Regions from separate parts of the Mus musculus genome. Here all the other regions are linked to region 2. Evidence: chromatin loops called from intact Hi-C (ENCODE). Cell type or tissue: heart. All regions are shown on one strand.

What was found. A loop is a pair of places that touch in the nucleus more often than their neighbours do. Peaks named below come from ENCODE experiments on the same cell type or tissue, not always from the same donor. Only the 100,000 strongest peaks of a DNase experiment are listed, where the experiment ranks them.
Region 1: a loop joins it to region 2, with 4 times the contacts of the local background. A loop is called at or near these places in 13 of 42 quality-filtered maps.
Region 3: a loop joins it to region 2, with 4 times the contacts of the local background. A loop is called at or near these places in 8 of 42 quality-filtered maps.
Region 4: a loop joins it to region 2, with 4 times the contacts of the local background. A loop is called at or near these places in 3 of 42 quality-filtered maps.
Region 5: a loop joins it to region 2, with 4 times the contacts of the local background. A loop is called at or near these places in 17 of 42 quality-filtered maps.

The regions. Positions count from the first base shown.
Region 1 is chr11:54,981,360-54,986,359 of GRCm38, forward strand. Anxa6 (annexin A6) reads right to left here. Exons shown (of 26, transcript NM_013472.5): 22 at 4,763-4,856; 23 at 3,717-3,812; 24 at 1,939-1,997; 25 at 257-379. Among named protein-coding and RNA genes, the nearest start is that of Tnip1, 21 kb to the left of the region's middle. In heart, CTCF peaks have their summits at 1,358 (motif pointing left) and 2,933 (motif pointing left); a DNase peak (open chromatin) is centred at 3,932; H3K27ac peaks cover 960 bases.
Region 2 is chr11:55,156,870-55,161,869 of GRCm38, forward strand. It overlaps Slc36a2 (solute carrier family 36 (proton/amino acid symporter), member 2), which reads right to left. Exons shown (of 10, transcript NM_153170.3): 10 at 1,599-2,746. The coding sequence ends at 2,475. Among named protein-coding and RNA genes, the nearest start is that of Slc36a3, 7.7 kb to the left of the region's middle. In heart, a CTCF peak has its summit at 2,146 (motif pointing left); a DNase peak (open chromatin) is centred at 2,132.
Region 3 is chr11:54,877,234-54,882,233 of GRCm38, forward strand. No RefSeq gene overlaps it. Among named protein-coding and RNA genes, the nearest start is that of Hint1, 13 kb to the left of the region's middle. RefSeq lists an enhancer at 1,953-5,000. In heart, CTCF peaks have their summits at 2,336 (motif pointing right) and 4,383 (motif pointing left); DNase peaks (open chromatin) are centred at 2,388, 2,848 and 4,038; H3K27ac peaks cover 2,531 bases.
Region 4 is chr11:54,925,563-54,930,562 of GRCm38, forward strand. It overlaps Tnip1 (TNFAIP3 interacting protein 1), which reads right to left. Exons shown (of 19, transcript NM_001199275.2): 9 at 3,533-3,656; 10 at 1,142-1,231. Among named protein-coding and RNA genes, the nearest start is that of Gpx3, 25 kb to the left of the region's middle. In heart, CTCF peaks have their summits at 2,387 (motif pointing left) and 4,943 (motif pointing right); DNase peaks (open chromatin) are centred at 2,012, 2,369 and 4,939; H3K27ac peaks cover 3,200 bases.
Region 5 is chr11:54,996,467-55,001,466 of GRCm38, forward strand. It overlaps Anxa6 (annexin A6), which reads right to left. Exons shown (of 26, transcript NM_013472.5): 12 at 4,745-4,867; 13 at 3,329-3,387; 14 at 2,069-2,147. Among named protein-coding and RNA genes, the nearest start is that of Gm19911, 21 kb to the right of the region's middle. In heart, CTCF peaks have their summits at 1,965 (motif pointing right) and 4,462 (motif pointing right); a DNase peak (open chromatin) is centred at 2,055; H3K27ac peaks cover 1,623 bases.

The DNA.
Region 1 (5,000 bases), 180 kb before region 2:
GCTCTTGCAGAGGACCCAGGTTCGGTTCCCAGCACCCACATGGCAACTCACAACTGTCTGTAACTCCAGTTCCAGGGGATCTGCTACCTTCTTCGGAACTCTGTGAGTACCCGGCATGCACCAGACATTCATGTAGGCAAACACGCACATACATAAAATAACAGAGATATTTTCATAGCCAAGCCAATGAGGTAGGTCTCCCTTCATTCAACATGAGCAGGTGATCCCAGAGCCCACTGAGCAGCCCCTTTCCTACCTCAATGGCTTGGTGTAGAGACTTGTCATATTTCTCAATGAATTCCCTCCGGATGTTGAGCAGATCTATCTCACTCCGAGACACCATCACCCTGGTGAGGGTCTTCTCATCTGTGCCAGCACCCTGGTGGAGCCAAGGAGAGATACATGGAGCAGGAAGGGAGGGCAGAGCTAGGTCATGCTATGGCAGATGTCCACCTGCCTGTCCCTTCTGCCTTCCCAGACCAGACGGCCACTCCTTACTGTCTTCCACAGACAGTGCCAACCAAACTCCCTCGTGTGGAGGACTGGGCAGACATAAGCACAGATGACCTGTGTGGGCTGAGCAGGCCCTGCTAAAACTCATATCCAGCTGGCACCTCAGAATGTAACCTTAGAACAGAGTTTTTGCCTTGTGGTTTAGATGATGTAGCCTCCCCCCAATTTAATTCATGCATTGAAGGCTTGGTCCCTCCCCGGTGCAGTGTTCAGAGCTAGAGATTTGGGGAAGCAGATCTTAAGGTTTCTGACTTCTTCGATGGGCCAGTGCATTGATGAATATACAATCTGATGGCATTGCTAGGAAGTGGCGAAGGTGAAGGCCTAGCTGGAGGAAGTGAGGTGGGGTGTCAGTGGATGTACTCCGTGCCTTGTCCCTTCTTCCCTCTCTGCTCCAGGCTGTCTGGAAGGAAGTAGCATGCTCTGCCACGCCCGCCCTGCCACGACATTCTGCATCACCACAGGCTCAAGAAACAGATCAGGAGGCCGTGGACCGAAGGCTCCGAAACTATGAGCCCACATCCTTTCTTTCCTCTTTTAGGTTGATTTTTTTTTCCCATCCCAGATATTGTACCAAAGAGATGGAAAGTTAATTATTGCACCATTGTAATGTGTTAAAATGAAGTCATGTTAGATTAGGGCCCTAAACCCATCGGGTGGCTCTAAGGAGTGCAAGGGACAGAGGCACACATGTGAACATAAAGACAGAGGATGGGGGGCTGGTGAGGTGGCTCAGCTGTTAAGAGTACTGTCTGCTCTTCCAGAGGTCCTGAGTTCAATTCCCGGCAACCACATGGTGGCTCAGAACCATCTATAGGGGAAACTGATGCCCTCTTCAGGCAGGCAGTTGCAAATGCAGCAGAATACGCATACATTAAAAAAAAAAAAAAAAAGACAGAGGCTGGAGTGATGCAGCCAAACTGAAGACACACAAGGGGTTTCTGGCAGCTTCCGGGAGGCAGGAGAGGGGTAGCAGGAGAGGGATGGGAAGGAGCCAACCTTACCAATGCCTCGATTTTAGAACCATGAGAGATTACGTTTATGTCATTCAGTTTGTGGGAACTTGTTATACAAGTCCCAAAATACTAACACAGGATCTGGAATATGTGAGCACTAGGGCCCTCTCTCCTCTCCCTCCAGCTCTGTCACTTTCTACCTGTACACAGCATCTTGGGTACCAACAGCAATATTCTCTTAAGTTTTGGCAACTAGAAATCAATCATGATAGATATCCTGGGGATGGGGTGGGGGAGTGGGCATTAAAACACCCTTGACTGAGAAAGAAGACTACGTTTGGTCCAGAAGCAGGATGCTGATAAACAAGGTGGGGTAAAGAGCAGTCGGATGTCTCGTCTGGGGGAGGGTGCACATCTGTGCCTGTAGGTTTGGGAAAGGCAGTGCTGAGAAGCAGGTCAGGCGCCGTACCTTCATGGACTTGTACAGTTTATCAGCAAAGAAGAGAGGCTTGTTCTTGACACTCTGAACTGTAGGGGAGAAGAGAGAGAGGCAGGGCATCTGGTCAGAGGCTGTGTGCTCAGACCCTGGGCAGGGCTTTCTGTACTACAGCCACCAACCTTCCAACATACTTACTGCTACCAGCCTACTGGGTGGCTGCGGGTCACTGCTAACCGTCTGTCTTGGCAGTGCCACTTTACGACCCCCTCCACAAAGCTCCTTCCTTTTCTCCTCCCTCTGTCCACCTCTCTTTCTGTCTGAGAGCTGAATCTCTCCCGCGGTAAAGGAGCTTGTGGCTGACTGAGGTCAGCAGAATATTTAACTGGGGTTTAAGTCCTAAGGGATGCTGGATACAGGGCTGTCAATTTTGAGGGCATTCAGAGCGCAGGAGAAGATGGTTAAAGACTGAACTTTAGGGTCTAGAGAGATAGCTCAGTGGGTAAGAGCACTTATTGCTCTTCCAGAGGACCCAAGTTGGATTCCCAGCACTTGCTTTGGGCTGCTTACAACTGCCTATAGCTCTCTCTCTCTCTCTCTCTCTCTCTCTCTCTCTCTCTCTCACACACACACACACACACACACACACAAACAAAAAACCAGATTCTACTGTAGAGATTCAGATTCTAGAGACATTCTGAGCGGGGTGTGGTGTGTGTGAGTATGTAACAACTTCTGTGCCACTTGAGGACTGAGTAGAAAAGCCAGTGTTCATGTCCCACTACCGATATGCAGAAGCTGACACAGGTTCTGTGTTCTGCCCAGGGCATTTAGCATTCAAGTGACAGTTCCTGCTCAGCTCCTCTGCTTCCAATCACAATGCCTCACTGTAGGTGGTGAAGAGCTATTGTAAGCAACCCCTCCATTTATCTAATCTAAAACACTGTTCCTCCACGTTTTTTTTAGAATTCCTGAGATTCAAGATGCATTTTGCAGTTGATAGAGAATCTGAAAGCCTTCTATCGCCACCTGCTGGTAAGATCAGGTATCGACACGATGCAACAATATGCTTGTATGTATCCATATCTACACAGGGAGAAATGAGATCCAAAAGGGAAAGAGACCTTCTCAAACTCGAGACCTCCAGGCCACGAGGTAGCTTAGCAGGCTAAGGTCATTGACCTAAGAACCTAAGTTCAATTCCCAAGATCCACAGAGTAGAGAGAACCAACTCTCTAAAGTTTTCTGACTTCCACACACATGATATGGTGTGTGCATACCTGTACACATGTATTTATGTGTACACATACAACATAAATAATACAATGTAACAAAAAAATTAAAAAGCAAGAAGCTCAGAGACGAGGTCTCTGGGCTAAGGAGATAGCTCAGTGGCAGGCTGTGGTATGAGAGAATATGCCTAAGGCATGTCTAGTGTATACATGCAGGGTGTACCCTGTGAATGAACGCATCTTGCATGCTATGTATACGTGTCCTATGAGTCACATGTGTGCATATACAGTATGTCTCATGTGTGGTATATATGTACACAAACATACTCCAGTCCTGTGCAGCATTGCCCTTCTCTATGTCCTGGTCCTAACCCTGGGATGTTCAACCTGCCTCCATAGCCTTGAAGATGTCCTCAGGTTGTCCCCCCACAATCATGCCTTGGCGGGGGAGGTGATCTGAGGTAGTATTTAGCTCCCAGTATCAGCAGCAGAAGATGATGCTAAAGCCACATTCCTTTAGGGAAACTGCCCACATTCCCAGCAGTGCCCCAGTCCCTCCCCCGGGTGCCCGGTAATTACCGATGGCCACAAATGCGTCCTTGACATCCCCAGACATCTCCTTCTTGATGACATGCTCTATGTCATAGTTGGTCTTCTTGATGAACTCCTGGAAGACTGGTCAAGAGAATTGAGGGAGAGATGAACTCCACTGGGGAGGGTCACCTGACCTACCCCGTGAACCAGCCACAGTACATGCTGGGCACTGGGTAGGGCTCAGGTGACAGGCAGATTCTGGCCTTAGGGCTACTATAAGACTTGGAGCCGAGTAGGCCACACCAGTGCCTTTAAGTCTGGCCAGTAGCTCTAGCCCTTGGCAAGCTCTATTACCCCAGGCTGATGTGTAAAAGGAAATGCCCAGACCACCAGGGGGGCCTTGCTCTCTGGGTTCCCTCTTATTCCCTGACAGGATTGGATGGAACTTACTATATAATAATCAAAGTGACACCCAGTAGCCCCTTATGCCCTGCACAGACCGAGTACTTTATGTTTATTGTGAGTTTTGTATCCTAGCAACCATGTGAGGTACAACTAAAACCCCAATCCTTAGATAAGGGGATCAAGGCAGAAAGTCAGTCACCTGCTTAGCCACACAGCTGATAGGTAGGGGACTGGAATCGAGGCAATCCAGGGTTAAGCACAAAGCAGCCACGTGTTGAAAAGGACCGAGCAGGTACATGTGAGGCTACAAAGTCTCAGTGGGAAGGGACTTCAGGACTGGCACTGTACACCTCTGTGATGGGCTGGCCTACACCACCTCACCCCTCTCTGCTTTGTCCTGATGGATCATGGCAGCACACCTCAGAATCCTTAACCCTGCATGCTGATGAGGTGAAGCTAGCTAGCGATTCCTTATCCTAGGTGTGCCATCTGCCTTGCTAAGGAAGGGAAGGGAGCTGGCTGAGGAGAGGCCAGAGCTCTGGAGTCCCCCAACCCTCCACTACTGGAGTGAAGAGAAGGAATTAGGCACTTGGCTGGTCTGCTCTGCACAGAAGGTTGTAAGGCTCGGGTCATATTTGGGGCTCCCACTGCCACACTGGAAGGGGTAGAGGGTTCAACAGACTCACCTCTGCGCAGGTGGGGATAGCTACGGGTGCACAGGACGGTCATGAAGCGTGTCTCCAAGGAAGTTTTGTCTCCGCTGGGGGTGTCTGCTATTTCCTGCAGAGCCCGGTTGGGGCAAGGGTTTAGGGAAAGCCACGGGAAAGCCACAGTTAGCACCTACTGTCTCTGCTAAGGCTCAGGTTGCGGTGGGATCAATCACCCAAGGGCATTGAGGTTGGCCCCTTCTCCCCTCGGCCTGAG
Region 2 (5,000 bases):
CTGTACTCAGAAGATCTCAGCAATAAGATTAGGGGCTAGAGAGATGGCTCCATGACTAAGATTGCTTGGTGCTCTTACAGAGGCCCTGAGTTCATACACAGCCACCCGTAACTCCAGCTCCAGGAGACTCTCTGTGGCCTTTGAGGGATCCGTGCATATAACACACACGGCGCGCACACACCACAAATAAAAACAAATCTTTAAAAAAAAGATTAACTCAATTATCTTATACAATAGGGGCTTGTCTGTGGAGACCAAGTGCGAGCAGGGGGAGGAAGACCACTCTTCTGGGGCTCCGTTAGGTCTGTCACAGAGTCAAGGATGGGGATGATAGATGGCCCATCCCTGGAAAGGCAGACTGCTGAGCACTGCCCAGGCTTGGAGTCTCATCTCCCAGCAGGGACTCTGAAGGGTTTGGGGTTTCCATGTGGACAGCCAACCCTGCCCCCGTCTGAGTGGGAATGTGGAAATACCTCACAGAGGTTCAATGTGTGGAAAGTAAGACACAGAAGAAGCAGACCAGGCCTCGGGAATTGGGATGATCCCAAATGTCCCCTCTACATATTCTGAACGTCACACAAATATGGAAGGGTGGGGACACACAGGAGCCGGTTCAATCAGGCAGGTGTCATTTGCTAAGCTGACCTCTTTCCCAGTGGCACAATTAACCGTCAACTAAACAGAATCTAGAGCCGCCCAGGAGGCAAGCGTGTGGGCAAGCCTGTGACCAGACTAGGGTAATGATGTGGGCGGCACCATTCCAGTGTGCTGGGGTCCTGGGCTAAATGAAAAGAGAGAGAACTGAGAGTGTTGGCGATTCTGTTTCTTGACTGTGTCTGTCATGTGACAGGCTGCCTGGGTGCCATTCTCCATCAGCATGGACTGGAGCCTCAAACTGTGAGCCAAGGCACAGCTTTCCTGCTTCAAGTCGCCTCTCTCACAGCAATGAGATAGGTAACAGCAAGTGCCTGAGAGAGAGTCACCAGAACCTATGAAACCGCACACCAAAGGGACGGAAACTACATGTGTATTCTGTTCCTCCCTCTGTGGCTCATGGGCACTAGCTCACATTGGTCATCTTGGTCCCATCTTCTTGGCACACACACACACACACACACACACACACACACAGTACACAGTGCTGGAGATGAGACCCAGAGTCTCAGGTAACCAAGCACATGCCCTGTCATTGAGCTACAGCCATGACTCTCATGTACACAGTTCTTATGATCTGGTCAACTTTACTGCGGACGTTGTCCATATGGCTTCACACGTGTGTCTAGAAACAGGCTGGTTGATCTTGGTGTGGCATTCGATCATGATGAGTCGTTTCTATTCCATATGGTCCCCTATCCTCCAGGAGACTGGGCACGATGTCACACACTCCATTTCACTTGGTGTTCTCAGATCCATGATGTGGAAAGCAGGGCTGGAGAGATTCCCCAGTGGTTAAGAGTGCTTGCTGAGGAACTAAGTGTTTTACAACTGCCTGTAACTCCAGCTCCAGGGGACTTAACATTCTCTCTGGTGCACACACATGCACACACACACACTTTAAAGAAAAATCAGCTCCACAAAGCAGAAAGAGAAGGCAGTCTCAGGGTGGAAGCCATCATCGAATTTCCATTTGTAACACTTTTACTGTTGACCATGGCAAGTTACAAGGTCAAGACTCAGGAGATGACCCGTAGACTCTACTGTTGGGTACACAAAGCTACAATGTTATATAAGCTCTTGTTTTTATAACACCTTTACCCAAACTATTATATAAGAGCCCTGTATTATGCTTGGTGCCCGACAGGTAACAGAAGATGTTCATTGCAAGAATTCAGAAGTAAAAAAACGACTCCAATGATGTCTCTGTCTGCTGCCCCTGGCCCATAGGCATGACCCTATGTTTTTCTTGTTCACTGCTGGATTTCTGAGTTGGGCTAAGACTTAGTGGTTTAGAAAGTTCAACACACTTATCTGTAACATAGATGGTGACATTTTATCTGAGCATTGTGACTGGCCCTGGCCCCCTCCATCTTGATGCTGCCTTGAGCACAGTGTTCCCCATCATGGTCAGGAAAAGGAAATAACCAAAGCCTCAGCGGGCAGAGACTACCTTCTGCCAAAAGCTGGCTATTGCTGCCGCCTAGTGGTTGCTTTTTGCATAGCTCCACTCAAGGCAGGAAATTAGCAGATAAATGACAAAAACAAGATGGCGGTTTCCACAGGTGAGGTCTCCACAGTGTGGAAAACTAGAGAACGACCAACATTTCTTTTGTTTTTAATGACCATCTATCTACACCTTGTATGCGGTGTAGATGGCCCCCATCTCCTTTGCGCGCGCGCGCACACACACACGGTACTGGGGATATGCTACACCTGTTTTTTGTTTTGTTTTGTTTTTTCCTGTCTTGGACCAGAGAAAAGGCAAAGTGAAAAAATTCATAGACAACATAAGTCACCGTGGGCGAGGAGAGGCTCTGTCACTGAATAAACATGGTGGAGTTGGACAGGGCGGGAGAGTTCCCGGACTTGATCAGCTCATCCAGGGCCTGGTAGGTCCCCACCACAAAGCCCATGAAGCCCAGGATGCTGATGAGGGCATCCTTGGTGACGGTCAGGGGGCTAATGCCCTCTCCATAGTAGGTGACCACCTCCAGCAGGGGCGGGATGATGAGGGCCAGGGCGCTGCTGCTCACAGAGCCCACCAGGGAGAGGACCAGGTCCAGGCGTGGGATGAGGATGGCCAGCATGCCTGTGGGAGATGAAGGGAGACAGATGGAGAGTCCTAGGTTTACTTTAAAGGCTGTTATTGAAGTCGTCTTTAAGAGAAACCAAACCTCCCTCAGAAATTCAGCTTTGCACATAAAAATTGAGGGCTGCGGATGTAGCTCAGTTGGTAGAATGCCTGCCCAGAATGTGTGAAGCCCTGATTCTATCCCCGGCACCATGAAAACTGGGCACAGCAACATACACCTATAACCCCAGCGACTTGGAGGTGCAGCCTGGAGCATCCAGAGCTCAAGGATTTTTTTGGCTGCATAGTCTAGTTTGAGGCTAACCTGCGATATGTGAGACTGTATAAAAAGGAAATAAATAAACGTAGAGAAAGAAAGGAAGAAAGAAAGAAAAAAGGAAGGAAGGAAAGAAAGAAGGAAGGAAAGGAAGGAAGGAAGAAAGAAAGAAAGAAAGAAAGAAAGAAAGAAAGAAAGAAAGAAAGAGGGGAGGAGGGAGGAAAAGAGAGAGACAGAGACAGAGACAGAGAGAAGGCAGGGCATAGTAAAAGAAGAGGGCTGACTCCTGCAAGTTGTCTTCTGACCTATACACATGTGTCAACATGTACATATGAATAACAAACAAACAAATGTAAAAAAATAAATAAAAAAGAAAGAAAAGAGAAAGCGAAGTGTTCCCAGGGCGCCAGTCCTCTCCAGGAGGGCTCACTCGTGGTTGGTGTTGCCCATTCCTGTTGTTCAGCTCTGCCCTGACAGGGCAAGGCAATGCAGAGGTTCCTTCATCTTCTATTTTTGCGGAGGCCATTTTGGGTTTAACTAGACTTTGATCTCTTTGATGGAGAATTCCACGAAAAGTCACTCAATTCTATTCTGGGAACCTGAGGCCAGGATGTCTCGGTTTATTTATCTTAGTTTCTGTTAAATTGCCTGTTTGTGCAAACCCCAGCCTCAACCTCCTTGTCCCGCTTCAGCTGCTGTGTAAGACACCAGGATGTAGATTTTGCCTATAAGCCACTTGCTCTAAATGTTTGAGGCTACACTTGAGTCCCCAAATACCTGAGTATAGTCCCAGCCTGCTGGAATAAAGACTTTCACCTGGCTATAAATGGTGGTCATCTTTGGAGGGTTCCTCACAACAGTTTGTGTTCCTATTGTGTTGTTGGCGGGGTTCTCTAACCCCTTAGGTTCAGTACTTGGGGTTCTGGAGATGGAGAGACTAAGACAACCCAGTGTTCATTTGTGAGCTACAGCTAGGAGATCCAAAGGGGTAGCTCTCTATAACCAGGGAATGAAGGAACCAGATTTGCCCCATATGGGGTCTCAGCAAAACCCACCAACCCCCAAGCCCAAAGGGAGTGGGAGTTTCAGATGGTCCCTTAATTCCAACGACAACGGCTGGCTTCCTTGTAGCTGACCTTGCTGATGGGGATTAGAGAGGCTGTGTTTCCAGAATGCCCTATTTAGTCAGCAAAACCGGTTTGGATCATGTTTTTTGCTTAACCACTGTTTAGATATCAATAGCTTTGAATGATCTTTTGCTATTATTATTTCACGCATATATGCATGTTCTGAACGCTCTCCACATCAAATGCTTTCTGCCTGTATTTTCATTTTCCAACCTTTGACAATGTCCTGTGGGTATATACTATATGTTGATTGTGTCCCTTCCACTGCCTTCTCTCACCCCCACCCCTGTCCTTCATGTCTAAATAACCGGCAGGATTTAATTAGAGTTGCCTACATAACATTGGTGGGGGTTTCGGGGAAGGGGAGCCTTGTTTATAATGTTGGCCTAAATGTATACAAAATCATGAGGGACAGACAGCACCTGTTGTTTGAGCTTTTTCGCTGGCTCCCCTCCTTCAATGTCAGCCTTGGACGTGAAAGGTGCTGGCTCTGGAATTTGGTGGCTTGGGTTCGAATTCTGGTTATGTTTTTTCATTATCATTATTTTTTTTAAAGTTTAATTACATTTACTTATTGAGCATATGTGTGCGTGCGGAGTATGTGTCTCAGCACATATGTAGAAGTCTGAGGGAAACCTGCCATGTGAGTTCTGGGACTAAACTCAGGTTGTAAGCCTTGGCAGCAAGTGTCCTTCCTAACTGAGCCATCTCATTGGCCCTTGGTTACTACTGCTGCTGCTATTGAGATAGTGCCCCACGTAGCTCAGGCTGGCTTCAAAGTTGCTATGCAACCAAGAGAGTGACCTTGAACTTCTAGTCCTCCCGCCTGTACCTCCTGAGTGCTGGGATCACAAGTGTGCATCACCGT
Region 3 (5,000 bases), 280 kb before region 2:
GGAATGACACTACTGCTTACTGTCCCCTTACCCTAAATACTTTAGCATGAGCCCCAAGACAAGGACATTTCTCAGTAAACCTACAACTGTTTTCTCTTTTTAAAAGTGATCTTTAGCCAGGCAGTGGTGGTGCACGCCTTTAATCCCAGCACTTGGGAGGCAGAGGCAGGTGGATTTCTGAGTTCGAGGCTAGCCTGGTCTACAGAGTGAGTTCCAGGACAGCCAGGGCTACACAGAAACCCTGTCTCAAAAAAACCAAAACCAAACAAAAAACAAAACAAAACAACAAAACAAACCTTTAAAAGATCTTTAAACTTATTTAGTTCATGTGTATAGGCGTTTTCCTATGTGCATGTAAATGCACCATGTGTATGCCTGGTGCCCACAGAGGCCAGAAGAGCCATTTAGATCTCCAGGAGAGTTGCAGATGTTTGTGAGCTGCTCTGTGAATACTGAAAATTAAACCTGGGTCCTCTGCCTTGGCAAATGTCCTTTAGAACTGAGCTGTCTCTCCAGGCCCTACTTTTTTTGTTTGGTGGTTTGGTTGTTTGTTTGTTTGTTTGTTTGGTTTTTTGTTTGTTTTTTGAGACAGGGTTTCTCTGTGCAGCCCTGGCTGTCCTGGAACTCACTCTGTGGAACAGGTTAGCCTCAAAGTTACAGAGATCCACCTGACTGAAGGTGTATGTCACCACCACTTGGCTTAAAAGATACTTTATTACATTTTATTTGTATGTGTGCATGCACATACATGCTGTATCATGCATTCCACATGGGGTCAGTTCCCTCCTATCATGTGGGTCCTGAGAACTGAACTCAGGTCATTAGGCTTAGTGGCCCGTGGCTTTCCCCAGTAAGCCATCTTGATGTCCCCACAGCAGTTTTCTATTTAGGCAAATTAACAGTTCAATGATATCACGTGATATACAGTTTACATTCAGAGTCACTACTGTTCATGGTGGCTATTCACCTTGACTGCATCTGGAGTAAAACCCAAGCATTTGGGCACACCTGTGTGGGATTTCTTATTAACTAAATCATTAAAAGTGGGAAAACCCACTTTTTGGTTTTTCGAGACAGGGTTTCTCAGTATAGCCCTGACTGTCCTGGAACTCACTCTGTAGACCAGGCTAGCCTCGAACTCAGAAATCCGCCTGCCTCTGCCTCCCAAGTACTGGGATTAAAAGCATGAGCCAGGGCTGGCAAGATGGCTCAGTGGTTAAAAGCACTGACTGCTCTTCTGAAGGTCATGAGTTCAAATCCCAGCAACCACATGGTGGCTCCCAACCACCTATAATGAGATCTGATTCCCTTTCAGGTGTGTCTGAAGTCAGCTAACAGTATACTTATGTATAATAATAAATAAATCTTTAAAAACAAAAAAAAAGCATGTGCCACCAGTGCCGGACTTAACCCAGATCTTTTGAGGTGGGAAAATCTGGGCCACACCCTTTGCTGGCAGTCTATATAAAGAACATGGAAGAAGGAAGCTGTTCTCTTTTGCTTGCTTGCTGTCAATGGCAAGTCCTTTCTTTTACTGGCATTAGATGCTCCTTCTTCAGGAGTCTGGCATGTACTGAAGACCAGCCGAGACATCCAGTCTCATGGACCAAACAACTACTGAATTCTTGGACCTTTGATTGGTAGACAGCCATTGTTAGACTAGCTGTTCCACAGCTGGTAAGCCATTCTTATAAGTCACACCCATGCATGCCCACACGAGTGAGTTCTGTTCCTCTAGAGAATCAAGACAAATAGGTATAAAAAGGAAGTTGAGGCAGAAATGCTGCAAGCTTAAGACTAGCCTGGGCTACATAGCAAGTTTAAGGTCAGCCACGGTGAGACCCTTTCTCAAAAACGAAACACCAGTAAGAAATCAGAAAGAAAATGAAAGTGAAATGAACTGATTTTCATCATCCAACACCAACATTTGGCCTGTCGACCTTTCATTTTTATAAATGTGTTGTCGGGCTGGTGAGATGGCTCAGCGGTTAAGAGCACTGACTGTTCTTCCAGAGGTCCTGAGTTCAAATCCCAGCAACCACATGGTGGCTCATAACCACCTGTAATGAGACCTGACACCTTCTTCTGGTGTGTCTGAAGACAGCTAGAGTGTACTTATGTATAATAATAAATAAATTCTTAAAAAAAATAAATGTGTTGTCATTTATAAGGAGATCTCTTCTTGGTATTATGCTATAGACATCTATTTCACTGTAGTCAGACGATCTGTTTGGCCCAGGTTCTCATTTGAGGCTTGGTTTGTTTTCAGTGCTGAGTTATGTGTCTGCTAGATCATCACAGGAATATTTCATGATGATTTGAACTTTCTCCACAAGGAGGCAGCAAGCAACCATGCTAAGATTTCTTAAACTTTAAGGAAGCCCATGCGCGTACACAGCTTACCCTGACCCTGTGGGCAGGCATTAATAGTAACATCCTCACTGGGAGTGTTGGCTTCAGGCTTTTAATCCCAGCATTAAGGAGGCAGAAGAGGGCAGATCTCTGTGTGTTTGAGGCCAGCCTGGTCTGCACAGTGAGTTCCTGGCCCCTGGAACCCCACAGTCGAATGATGTCTCATTTTTAAAACATTAATATTATCTCCTTTATATGGATAAGAAAACTGGAGATGGCAGAGTAAGTGTAGGGTATGGACTCCAGGATGCAATGTTGCCTTCTATCTGCATTTAATTCACTCCTAGGCACAGTACCGGGGACACTTTGGAGCATACAGGAATAAATAAGAAGATTCCCGTCCCTCGGCAGTCCTTATCAGGTGTGAGGACGAATTCATCCACAAATAGACCAGTGGTCACACAGCAGAATAAACAAGGGCCCAAGAAGGCAGGAAACTCACTCTGCCTTCAAGCTGCTGGTGATGCTGTGCACGGCGTTATCAAAGAGGGAAGATAAGAGCTAAGGGGTGCGTGACCGGTGACAGACACTGCTGAGACATAGAAGTGTCACGCTCTGTTTTACAGGGAAGAAAGCTGCTAGTCAGTATGGTTAAGAAATTGTACCAAAGCTAGCAAGTGGTTGAAATGCTTGCTGCTCTTCTAGAGGTCCTCAGTTCAGTTCTCAGCATCCGTGTCCAATGGCTCACAGCCTCCTATCACCCCAGCTCCAAGGGATTCAATACCCTCTTAGGCAGGCACCCAAAGGCATCATAAAAGACAGACAGACAGACACACAGACAGACACACACACACACACACACACAAGAATAAAAATTAAAACCTTAAAAGAGAGAAACTTGTATTGGCAGGCTTAAAGCCCCAGCTACCAAGAAGGCTGGGGCAGGAGCACAAGTTCAAAGCCCGCTTGGGCAAAAATGATGAAGATATCGTTGAGTGATAGAGGGATTGTCTAGCATGTATGAGGCTTGGAGGAACAAACGATGATAGGGAGGAAGGGAGTGAGGGAAGGAAGGAAGGAAAAAAGGAGACAAAAAGGGAGGGGTGATGACTAGGTTGTTGTGGCAAAATATTAGAATCTTTTTTTTTTCTTGAGATAGGATCTCATGTAGCCAAGGCTGGTTTGAACTTATTATATAGATGACCTGTGACTTCTACTCCTCCTGCCTCCACTTTCCAAGTACTAGAACTGCAGGTGTTGTGGTACCTCACTTGGCTCATGTCTTGTTGGGCAAGGCATGACAACTTTGGCAAACATGGACAAAGACAACTTTAAACACTCTGAGCAAGCATGGAGCTGACTGAGCGATATACCATTCAGAACTCACATCTTAATATGGATTTCCCAGGCCCACAAAAGATTGTGGCTGTGGACACAGAGCAAGGACAGACTTCGGGGGTCAGTGTGCCTAGGCAGGGGAGGAGTCTGAGGAAACAGTACTCCCAGGTCTGGTGGCACAGGCTGAGCACAGCAGGAAAACCAGGCAAACAAGAGCATTCCTCTGTATTTTGTTTGCAACTGAAGTAAATGACATCATGGGTGCTGTAAAAGATTAATCTGGTGCACTGTGTCATGGAACAGAGGCACCAGTTAGGGGGTTGTTAAAATAATCCTAGCCAAAGATAACTACAAAAGCAACGGAAGCCAAAGGGCATTGCTAGGACAAGCTTCCCCAGGGTCCCGAATCTCATTAGCTGTCAGGGAAGACAGAAGAGATGCCTGTGACTAAGGTCTCCCTGATAGGCAGCCAAGAGGATGTGAGTTAGACTCACTCACAGTGGCAGGACAGACACAGGCAGCTGGTAGTTTAGGCATGGTACCTGAACCACAAGATAAATGACCCAGGGAACTAGCCAGGTAAAACTTTTACTGAAGACTCATCAGGGGGGCTGAAGAAATGGCTCCCTGGTTAAGAGCACTGAGTGCTCGAGTTTCAAAGATCCTGAGTTCAAATCCCAGCAACCACATGGTGGCTCACAACCATCTGTAATGAGATCTGACGCCCTCTTCTGGTGTGTTGAAGAGAGCTACAGTGTAGTAATAAATAAATCTCTTTTTTTTCCATTTTTTATTAGGTATTTAGCTCATTTACATTCCCAATGCTATACCAAAAGTCCCCCATACCCACCCACCCCCAGTAATAAATAAATCTTAAAAAAAAAAAAAAACCTCATCAGGAAGCTGGGCGTGGTGGTACAGGCCTTTGATTTCTGAGTTCTAGGACAGCTTGGTTTAACAGAGCAAGCTCTAGAACAGCCAGGCTACACAGAGAAACCCTGTCTCAAAAAAAAAAAAAAAAAAAAAAAAAATCAGATTCAGCCAGGAGAGCCAGGCATATATCTGCTCTACCAGCTCCTGAGACACAGAGGCAGGACGTTAAAGAATTAAAGATCATCCTTAGCAGCACTATGAGTTCAAGGCTAGCCTGGGCTATAAGAGATGCTATTCCATATTGGTGGTGCACACCTTTAATCCCAGCACTCAGGAGGTAGAAGCAGGTAGACTTCTATGCGTTCAGCTTGGTCTACTGAGTTCCACGTTAGCCAGGGCTATAATGGTGAGACCCTGCCTCAAAAGAAAACCATAAC
Region 4 (5,000 bases), 230 kb before region 2:
TGACACAGCAGTTACTCAGGAAAGAAAAACAACTCTACATCACTATAAATAAAAGGACAGGAGATGGGAGAAGATATTCAGACTTCAGATTACTACCAATGACAAAAGTACTTAGACACGGGAGAACTGGCTTATGCTATTGATCTGAACAGACCTCCTGAGACAATTGTAAAAGAGAAAAACTTATCTGAAAAGCAGTATGTCTTTTTTTTTTTTTTTTTTTTTTCTGCATTAAAAAAACCATGTCTGTAACCTCAGCTACTTAGGGGCCTGAGGGAAGAAGGCTGAGTTCAAGGATCGCAGAGGCAGCTCAGTGAGGCCCCAGGTTCAGTTCCTAGTGCCACAGAAAAAAGGAAAACCAAACAACCCCAAGGGAACACAGTGAGCTGATGTCAGCGGCAGCCATCTGGAGGGAGACTCTTGGTTCATTACATAATGAACATTCTTTTCCTTCTGAGAGATGAGTCAATCTAGAATATGAATGTAAGTAAGACTTCAGATGTGTGTGAAGAAAGAGGGGTGGGGAAGAAGAGGTCGGGAAGACCTCAACTGTGTGAGGAGGGACAAGGACAGGCTAGTGGCCTGGGCTGGAGGTGGGGAGGGGCTTGGGAGACAGAGAATGCTGCTGCCAAGGGTGTGGGAGCTTCCTTCACTGTTAGCCACTCCCACTGCAGCATGTGTCTCCAATGCCGACTGTCCTGACTGACCACCACCTCTCCCGTGTCCAGCTTACCTTAGCCTTCCTAGGCTCACCCTTTTAATATACGGGTCTGCATCTATATGTGGTGAGTGTGGGTGCCCGTGAAGGCCAGAAAAAGGGGTTAGACTCTCTGGAGCTGGAGTTACAGGCAGTGGTGAGCTGGTATGTGAGAGTCCTGGGAACTGAGCCCAGGTCCTCTGCGTGCACCATTACCACTGAGCCATCTGTCCAGCTCCCTAAGGTCCCCAAATAATTTCAGCCTGTGCCACAAACTCAGTCTCCTCAGTGATCCCTGTGGTTGGTCCCGAGAGGACAGACATCTATCCCATGGGCAGATGGTTCAATGGTTTCCACAATAACTCTCTAAGGTGATCTAGGCCCAACAGGAACCAGAGAGCCAGGTGGGGCCTTCGTCCCTGACCTCCCAGTTTGGCCACCTACCTCCATGCGTTGCTGTTCTAGCAACTTCACCTTCTTCTCAGCTGCTCCAAAGGCCCCCGCTTCAGGGACTTTACTCGCCATCACACTGGCCTAGGGAGAGACAGAGCCTTCACCAAAGTGTCAGATAAAACTTCGTTCCCCAGCCCAGTGCTCTCCCAGGGCCTCAGCCCCTTGTCTCCAATCTCCCTGCTCCTCCCACCCAGCAGCCATGTCTCAGCCACGACCTCCTCCTCCTGGAAGCCCACGAGGAACATTCCCCTTTGCTGATGCATACTGTGGCTGCCAGCCTCACATCCTCTCACCAGCTCTTTCCACAGCCATCTTCCCCACTTTAACTCTGAGGCCCTGCTGGTCAACCCCACAACAACTCCGAATCCCCTAACCTAAAAGGCGTGGCTTATATATTTTTTAGAAGTTGTGAGGAGCCAGTGAGATGGCTCAGTGAGTGAACACGATTGTCTCTAAGTCTGATGAGCTGAGTGCAATCTCCAGAGCCTATGGTGGAAGGAGAGAACTGCCTCAGACCTCCATACACGCATGCAGCCCCCAACATAAAATAAACGCCGTGAAAGTGTGATGGAGGCTGGCAAGCATCACGAGCCCAGACACATGTGCCGAGAGCCCGCATGTGCAGATGTGTGTGCACAACATGCCATCTCTGAGATTCTTTCCAAATTCTGCAACCACAATCTAATCTAAACCCAAAACCCATTCTGCAAAACAACCGGCCAGCATAACTCAAAAGTGCCAAGGTCATGGAAACCAGGACAGCTGAGCCACGTCGCCGAAATGAGGAGACTAAGGAGCTGTGATAGGAACCCCACGTGGGATCCTGGATTCAATTCTGGAAGGCAGAAAGGGAGGGAGTGAAGGATGGGTGCATCTGGACAGCGCTGCTGACGGCAGTGCCCAGTCTGGTAAGAACCACAGTTATGTAAGATGCTTGGTGAGGTAGGTCTGCGGTTATAGAAGCCAGCCAGGGAAGACGGAGGGAGTACGGGAACACAACTCCACACTATTTCTGCCTCAGTTTAAAGTTACCTCAAAATAAAATGTTTTAAAACTGAACAATTGAGGTGTTGAGGTAAGAACCACAGGACAAGGCGAGAAGTGCACGTGCAGTGACTGTCGCCAGTGTCTGCTCAGACCAGAAGCTGTTCTGCACTGGCCCCATCAACTCTCTATGTCCTACCACAGGCTGGGCAGAGGCTGGAAGCAGAGCCTGTGAGCCTCTGGTGCCCCCTACAGGCTATGTCCTGTAAACATACCATGCCACCTGGAGAGGAAAGGGTATCTATCTGATAAGGTGGCCTCAAAAAGGGCAGATGCCTGCCCCAGGAAGCTCACTGTCAACAGCAACAGCTAAAGGCTATGTGTCACTTAGTTTTAATCCCAACAGAGGCAGGAGGATCTCTGTGAGCTGACGGCCAGCCTGATCTACCCAGTGTGTTTCAGACCAACCATGGCTACAACAGTGAGCAACAATGCCAGCGAGAGGCAGAGCGAGAAGGCTTTGCTCTTCAGCCGGCCACCCCCACATCTGCTTGAGAGGTGACAGAAGAATCTTAATTGTATGATGGCACATGACCTCTCCAAGTCTCCTGCTGGCCCCGCACATGGAAGAGACATCCCTTCAGGCAAAAGAGCCCAAGTGAGCTCATGGCTTTGCAGGTAAATTACATCACTGCCCCGGGGTGGGGAGTGAGTGACCAAGGTCATTACTATATTACATAGAAAGCTGGCATTAGGGCTTATGTTGCAACTGACTGCAACTCACTTGAGGAGGTAAACAACTGGGTTACAGGAGCCTGAGGGATGGTGAGAGTGGAGCAAGGCACACTTGGCCTTCACTGTGTGGCAGGGCTGGGCCTGGAGGTGTGGGGGTGTGGGCCAGAGCTGAGGCATCCCCAGACCAGTCTTCCTCTCCATGCAGAGCTCTAAGTTGCGATCTCACAAGCTTAATACAATCCCCTTAGGAGCCCTGACACTTTAGAGACTAACCTGACTTTTGGGAAGGAGACTTTGACAAGACAAAATGCATCAAGGTATTGGTACCCAGAATGAGCAAAACACTGAAACCCAACTCCCATGAGCAGCCGCTGGACAATCCAAGTCAGCAAGCGGGAGAAGCAAGCAGCCAGGGTGGGCGGCAGAGCCATGTAATTTGACTGCCAATAGCTCTGAGCACGTGTCTCAGAGAACGGGATACTCCACGTGGGGTGAAGACAGAACAAAAAGCCAAGGACTGGTCATACCACGGAGGCAGGTGCTGCACCAGGAAACAGAGTCTACCAGGCAGAACCTTCTGCCACTGGAATGTGTGTAGGAGGAGATGTGCTCCCTCAGCGAGGGGCAGAGCAGATCCTGGGTTTGAGAGCTTGGGATACACACCTGCTGCTGTCCAGCCACGCCCTTCTTGCCAGCACCCTCTGGCTTTGGGGAGCTGGGCTGCCCACAGAGTCCCTCTTTGCAGCTGCTGTTCATCAACAGTTTCTTGAGCTCCGTGTTTTCCTCCCTAGATAAGAGACAAGTGGAGATGTCACAATGTCAGCCCTGGGTTAAGACACTTGCAAAGCCAAGGATCTGCTGTCAAAGGCACTGCTGCGGTGCGACCAGACCAAAAGGGCATCTGTAAGCCACCCAGAAGGTGTGCAGGCTGCATGAGAATCCTTAACAGCAGAATTTCCCCCATCTGTAGGTTGTCTCCACACCTGGCACCTTCCAGTTCTATGATCTTGTTCTCTAAGAAAGCTCCGCCCCTCCCTCCAGTTATAGTCAAGTGTCCTGGTTCAGCTGACGCAGGCAGAGCCTGGGCGGTGCAGTAGGTCATGCTCACTCACCGGCACCTGGCACCCCCCCTCTTTAACATGGAAAGAGCAAGCTTCTGGCTCAGAGCTAGGGTTGATAGAGCCATCTTCACACCCACCAGGGACTCAATCCCACTGGATCTGCTCTCATGGTTCTCTAGTGTTGAGTACAGGCCCTGCTCTGGGTGAGACCTTCTTTACAGTTTACAGCAGGAAAGGCTACCAGCAAAGTTGAGTGTGGGCACGCACACCTATGACTCCAACGTTCATTTGGGAGGCAGAAGCTGGACTATGGAGTCTGAGGCGGCCTGAGCTACGCAGTGAGTTCCCTGGGCTATGGAATGAGACCATTCCAAACGAAACAAGCAGAAATAATAAGTGAAAGTGAAACCCTAAGTTCATGAGGTAGGCAGTGCTGGGTACTCAGGATGTTTGCAGTGTGGACACAGCCCTTCAGCTTCCATTTAATTACAGAGTCAAATGGCTTTTCTCAGGCCACTCAGCAAGGACTCAGATTCCTTTCCTTCGGCCTGGGTATCCACCCCCCCGCCCCACAGAGTTTCTCTGTGTAGCCCTGGCTGTCCTGGAACTCACTCTGTAGACCAGGCTGGCCTCAAACTCAGAAATCCGCCTACCCCCGCCTCCCAAGTGCTGGGATTAAAGGCGTGCGCCACCACGCCAGTGTAGTGAGACTCTTAGGAAGTCCCTGCCTCTCTCAGGGACCATCTCCCTTCACGTAATTTGAGTTAGTCTGCATGATCTGATGGCAAAGGCCCTTTGAGATCCAGCACTCACACACTCCTGTTTCCCTAGAGACAAGAGGCATTGATCCTTGGTGACAAGTAGACCCTACGGCTCACCTAAGACACCCAAACTCAGTCTTGCCAAGGACAGAGAGGCTGGGGTAAACCTGTAATGTCTTCCCACAGGTCTCAGTCCAGAGAGGGACTTCCAAAGATCCCAGGAAGAGCGAGCAGGGAATGATGGTGACCACCAGGGGGCAGGAGAATCCTGAGCCAGCTCCTACACAAATGTCAGCAGTTGTCTCCAGG
Region 5 (5,000 bases), 160 kb before region 2:
AGAGTAAGTGGCAAGGGCTTTCCAGACTGAGGCCCAAGCTGGGCAGCCTGGGGAAGGAGGCACAGCAGACAAAGCCACCCAGGGCTGAGAGAGCAGAGAGTCGTGGGCCTGGGGACAGGTGAGTGCTGGGCAGGGAAGGGGCAGCTCCTGCAATCGGACTTGGCTCTGTCCCAGCTCCAGAGGCTGAACATTCCGTTGGGGCCTCTCAGCATCCTATTCACCCTGCCCCAGGGCCCCGATGCCTGATGTAGCCATGGCTCCCCATAACGAGGCCCAAAGACTCAGAAGCAGAAATGGTTTCCAGATTTTAGTCCTGACCCAATGACGTTCCTGCTGCTTTCCATATCTGCTATTTCTTTTTAATTTTGCTTAAGTGATTTTTGGGCTTTGCAGTTGTTTTATTCTGTTTGGAGACAGGGTCTCATTACGTCCCTCTGCCTGGCCTGGAACTCACTATGTAGGCCTCAAACTCAGAGATCTGCCTGCCTCTAGCTCCTTGAATGCTGGAACTAAAGTTCATCACCATGTCTGACCTTTGCTTAAACAGTTTTATTTAGAATAATTGGGGCGGGGGTGAGGGGGGAGTGTCTGACATGCTAAACAACACCTTCTGGATAGATCTATTTTGAAGTACGTTTAAATACTCATAAAAGGCAATTAAAAAAAAAAAAAAAGACAGGATCTCATGTAGCCTAGGCAACTTCAAACTAAACTACATATAAGTAAAGGCTGTCCTTGAACTCCTGACCCTTCTGCCACTCCCTGCTAAGTGCTGAGATTATAGGCATGTGCCATCATACTGTGTGATCTTTGTCTTTTTGTTTGTTTTTTCCTTAACACAGAGTTTTACTCTGTAGCCATGGTTAGCCTGAAACTCATTACATAGAACAGACTGGGCTCAAACTTATAGAGATCCACCTGACTCTGCCTCCTGAGTGCTGGGTTTAAAGGCATGCACCACCACACCTAGTCTTTTGTATATATGTATATCTCCTCTTATGCTAACAAGTCCCTGACATATAATAGACATTTAAGAAGTATTATCAAATTAATAAATAGGTGAAAATAATTTTTCAGTGGTCGCAATTAAACCAAAAATCTTGTGTTTGCTAGGCAAATGCTCTACTACTGAGCTATATCCCTAGTTTTATGATAAAAATAATTTTATACTTTATATACTATCACAAATTAGAAAAAAAATTATCCTATGTTATTAACAGATGCCAATTCATAAAAATGAATGTAATACTAGCCCCCACTTAAGTTAAAGGTCACCAAATTTAAGGTGCTACTGCTTGCCAAAGCCACGGCTCTCGGTGTAAAAGGGCAGGCGCCTCGTATAGCACAGATGTGGCACCAAGCCGCTTTCTCTTTACTTATCAGAAAGGCTGGTGGAACTGAAAAGCAGTAGGTTCTCTGTGAGCTTGGGTGTCACTTAACACTTGCGGAGGCACTTTCATCGGCCAAGCCAAGCTCATTCCTCAGATAACCCGAGGTCTCCCTCAGTGGCAGCATTTGCCTTCAAATTTAGGGAAGAGTAGAATAGAAGTTCAGCGTTCAAGAGCCTTTAGGCCACCAGGACTGCCATGTCTAACCCCCTCATTTGAAAGGTTCAGGCATAGAGGCCAGGAGGGAAGGTGAGGACCCAGCAGTATCTGGAGTAGTTTGCCAGGAGCCTGTGTGAAACCTTTTGTCCCGTCCAGTGTGGACCCCTGGGTGTGACAGTGCTCAGGAGTATACCCCCCGAAATCCTGCAGTAACAACAGTAGCAGGAGTGCCCTCTCTGCTCTCAGGATGCAAAGCCCAACTGCCAGGCCCAGGATGCAGAGGCCCTCGTGGAACCTCGGGGCTCACTGGAGGAAGCCTTGTTAGTGGAGAGCAGGCAGGATGCTCCCTGGGCTGTTAGGACGAACCAGCGCAGAGATCTGGAAACTTCAGATATAAGATGCCGCAGCTCGGGTTGGCCACCAGAGGGCAGCTAGGGGCCAACCAGCGTACAGTGGCAAGGTGCAAGCAGAAGGGGAAGCCAGTGATTAGGAGATCAAGCAGGAAGTGGGGAGGGTCTGACCTCGACTCGGGACACTGCACTAAGTTCCCACATCTGATAGGCCACCTGTGCTGCCTCCGGGAAGAACTGGCCAGCGGCACTGGAACAATGGAGGGGTTCGGGGAGAGGATGGGAGGGAATGTCATCATGGGCTACACCCCATACTTCTAGAACACTCTTATGCCAAATACACCACACACACACACACACACACACACACACACACACACACACACACACACACACACACACACACACTAACACAGACCTGTTTGGCTTTGTTTCTTCTGTAGCATGAGTTCATCCGAGGACTTTCTAGTGCCACGATTCTTCTGGCTTCCCCTAAGCTCCCTCTAACCTATGCATGCAGTGGGGCTTTCCCTAGCAGCCTTGTTGGTCCAGGACCAAGTAGGGCAGTCCTTCAACCTCTTCTTTGTTCATCACAGCAGGGTGACTCCTGTGCAAATCCCCTTCCAAATAAGCCAAGGGCAGGGCATGGCTGCTTCATCCCTTTACCTTTTTGCAAGGCACCAGGCCATGTGAGGGGCCAGTGTGTGTGGAGGGATTTCTGGCCTCTGTGGCAGTGAGCATAGTCAACAGGAAGCCCTTATGTCCCTTCCTTAACTGACTGTTGAACCCTGGAGAAGGGAGTCTAAGAACCCACCATGTCCTCGGTATAAATTTGGCTGTGTTATGGCACAGTCACCTAGTTTAATATTCCAGGAAGGGTCCCTGTAGCTCACCTGCCACCTCATCTCTTTGCCAGGCTCTCCACAGAACCCATGGCAGTCATAGGAAGAAGCCATAGGAAGTCACAGGCCAATCCTCATCCCTAGGCTTTCTTACAGGTGGGCTTCCCAGACCTGCTTCTCCTGGCTCCTTCCCCTGGCTCCTTCCCCTATCAGTTTTTGAAACAGGGTCTCACTACTCAGTCCTGGCTAGTCTGGAATTTGTTACATAGACCAGTCTGGACTCACAGAGATCTGTTTGGCTCTGGCGTGTGCCACCATGACCAGCTTAAGTCCCCTGAATTCTAATCCCCAGTCCAGACACCAGATCGACCTCCAAGTTCACAGAGCAGAGAGTTCCATATATAGTAGCCACACTTGTTCAGACACACGGTCCCCAAGACAGCAGAGACTGGAATACTGAGGGTCACTTTCCCTCATTTGTCATTCCAGCCTCAAAAGAGACCCAGGCTCATGCAATCCACCCATCCACTGGGACAGGCGCTGGAAGAGTCAGGCCGTCTTTCCATCCTGGGGCCTAGAAGTCACTTACTCATCATCTCCTCCACACAGCTTCAGCAGAGCCTTCTTGTATTCACCGGAAGTATCATTCTGGGGAAAGAGAGGAGAAAAGGTGACCTCAAACACAGCCGTGGCTCTTCTTGGACAAGAAGGGGAGGCAGAACACTTACACCAGCTCCCCCTTTTCTCCTGCCTGCAGTGGCTCAGGCCCCCAACAGTGTATGGCTGGTCACTATCCAGCAACCAGCTCTGGGAAAGACAGGAAGGAACAAGTCTCTGGCGTGTGTTGTTTGCCACCTTTCCTGTGGTAGAAATACTTCCCAGTGATAACAGCTGGCCGCCATGCTGACTTCACTAGACGTGGCATTCTGAGATGCTATTTCCCCATGGCCCTGACATTCCACTCTCCCAGGTATATATAGCACTTCCATGGGAACCATTTCCTGGAAGTAGAATTCCATAAACACACCCACGGGAAAATGCTCAAAATCAAACAAATATTTGACCAAGCCGTATGTTAATAGAGACGGCTTATCCCTCGACGCTTTGGAATGGACCTCAAAAGACAACGGCTGTGAGAAGTTCCCAGGTAAAGGCCCTGTGCAACAGCATCTTTGTTTATTCTAGATTTTCCCAAACTTTTTTCCCCATGGAATGTTCAGTGCATGATACCCATAAAAAAATCCTCTTTGGATATCATTCATGAGTACAAACTAAATTTTTTCCCCATTAGCTTATAAAATTATTACATCTGACAATCTCTTGGCAAGGCCTCACGGGATGGCTACCCCTGAGACGGCATTAGTCACCCAGCAGGCTCCAGGGTTTTCTAATGCTCATTTGTGTTCTTCAGTGAACTTCTCTGCAGATTGTGGATACCCACTGCCCTTGGGACAGCATCCTGGCCATTAACTCTAAGTACAAGCCCTACAGGATCCAGCCATGTCTTTTCTTTTACCTCCTCTCCTCACCTCCCAAGACAGCATTCTCTGTGTAGCTCTGATAGATAGACAAATGTAAATAAAGATCTATCTATCTATCTATCTTTCTATCTATCTATCTATCCATCCCTCCATCCATCTATACTTAAGAGTGTTTGTCTACATATATTTATACTTGCTATGTGGTTGCAGTGCCTAGGGAGGCCAGAAGAGGGCATTAGATTTTTCTAGATCTGGACTTAGAGATAGTGGTGAGCCCTCATATGGGTGCTGGGAACTGAACCTGGGTCCTCTGCTAGAACAACCGGTGCTGAGCCATCATTCCAGACTCCATGCCTTCCTTTGTCACCAGCTTGAACTTCCTTGAAAATGCACTATAGCAAGAACTCTTCTAATACCCAAGACCCACATGCTGCTGTGTAGAGGCTCCCAAGACCTGGGAAGGTGGTGGTGGGAGGTCTCTGCTCCCCATCCCTGCCACCCCTACCACCCCAAAGTCTGCTCACCTTGATCATGCTGTAGAGTGACTTCTCATACTTGGTCCGGAAGATCTCCCGGATGTCAAGCATATCCAGCTCGCTCCTGGAGACCATGATGCGGATCAGAGTGTTGTCTCGGGTCCCTAGGCCCTGGAAGACATGAAGGCATGAGGGACAGTGTTTGGAGTGAGGTTTCGTGGACAAGAGACACTAGCATGTGCAGAAGTAATATTTTCATAATAAAAAATTCAAGCTAGGAACAAAGAAGGCAGATGGTGGCCTT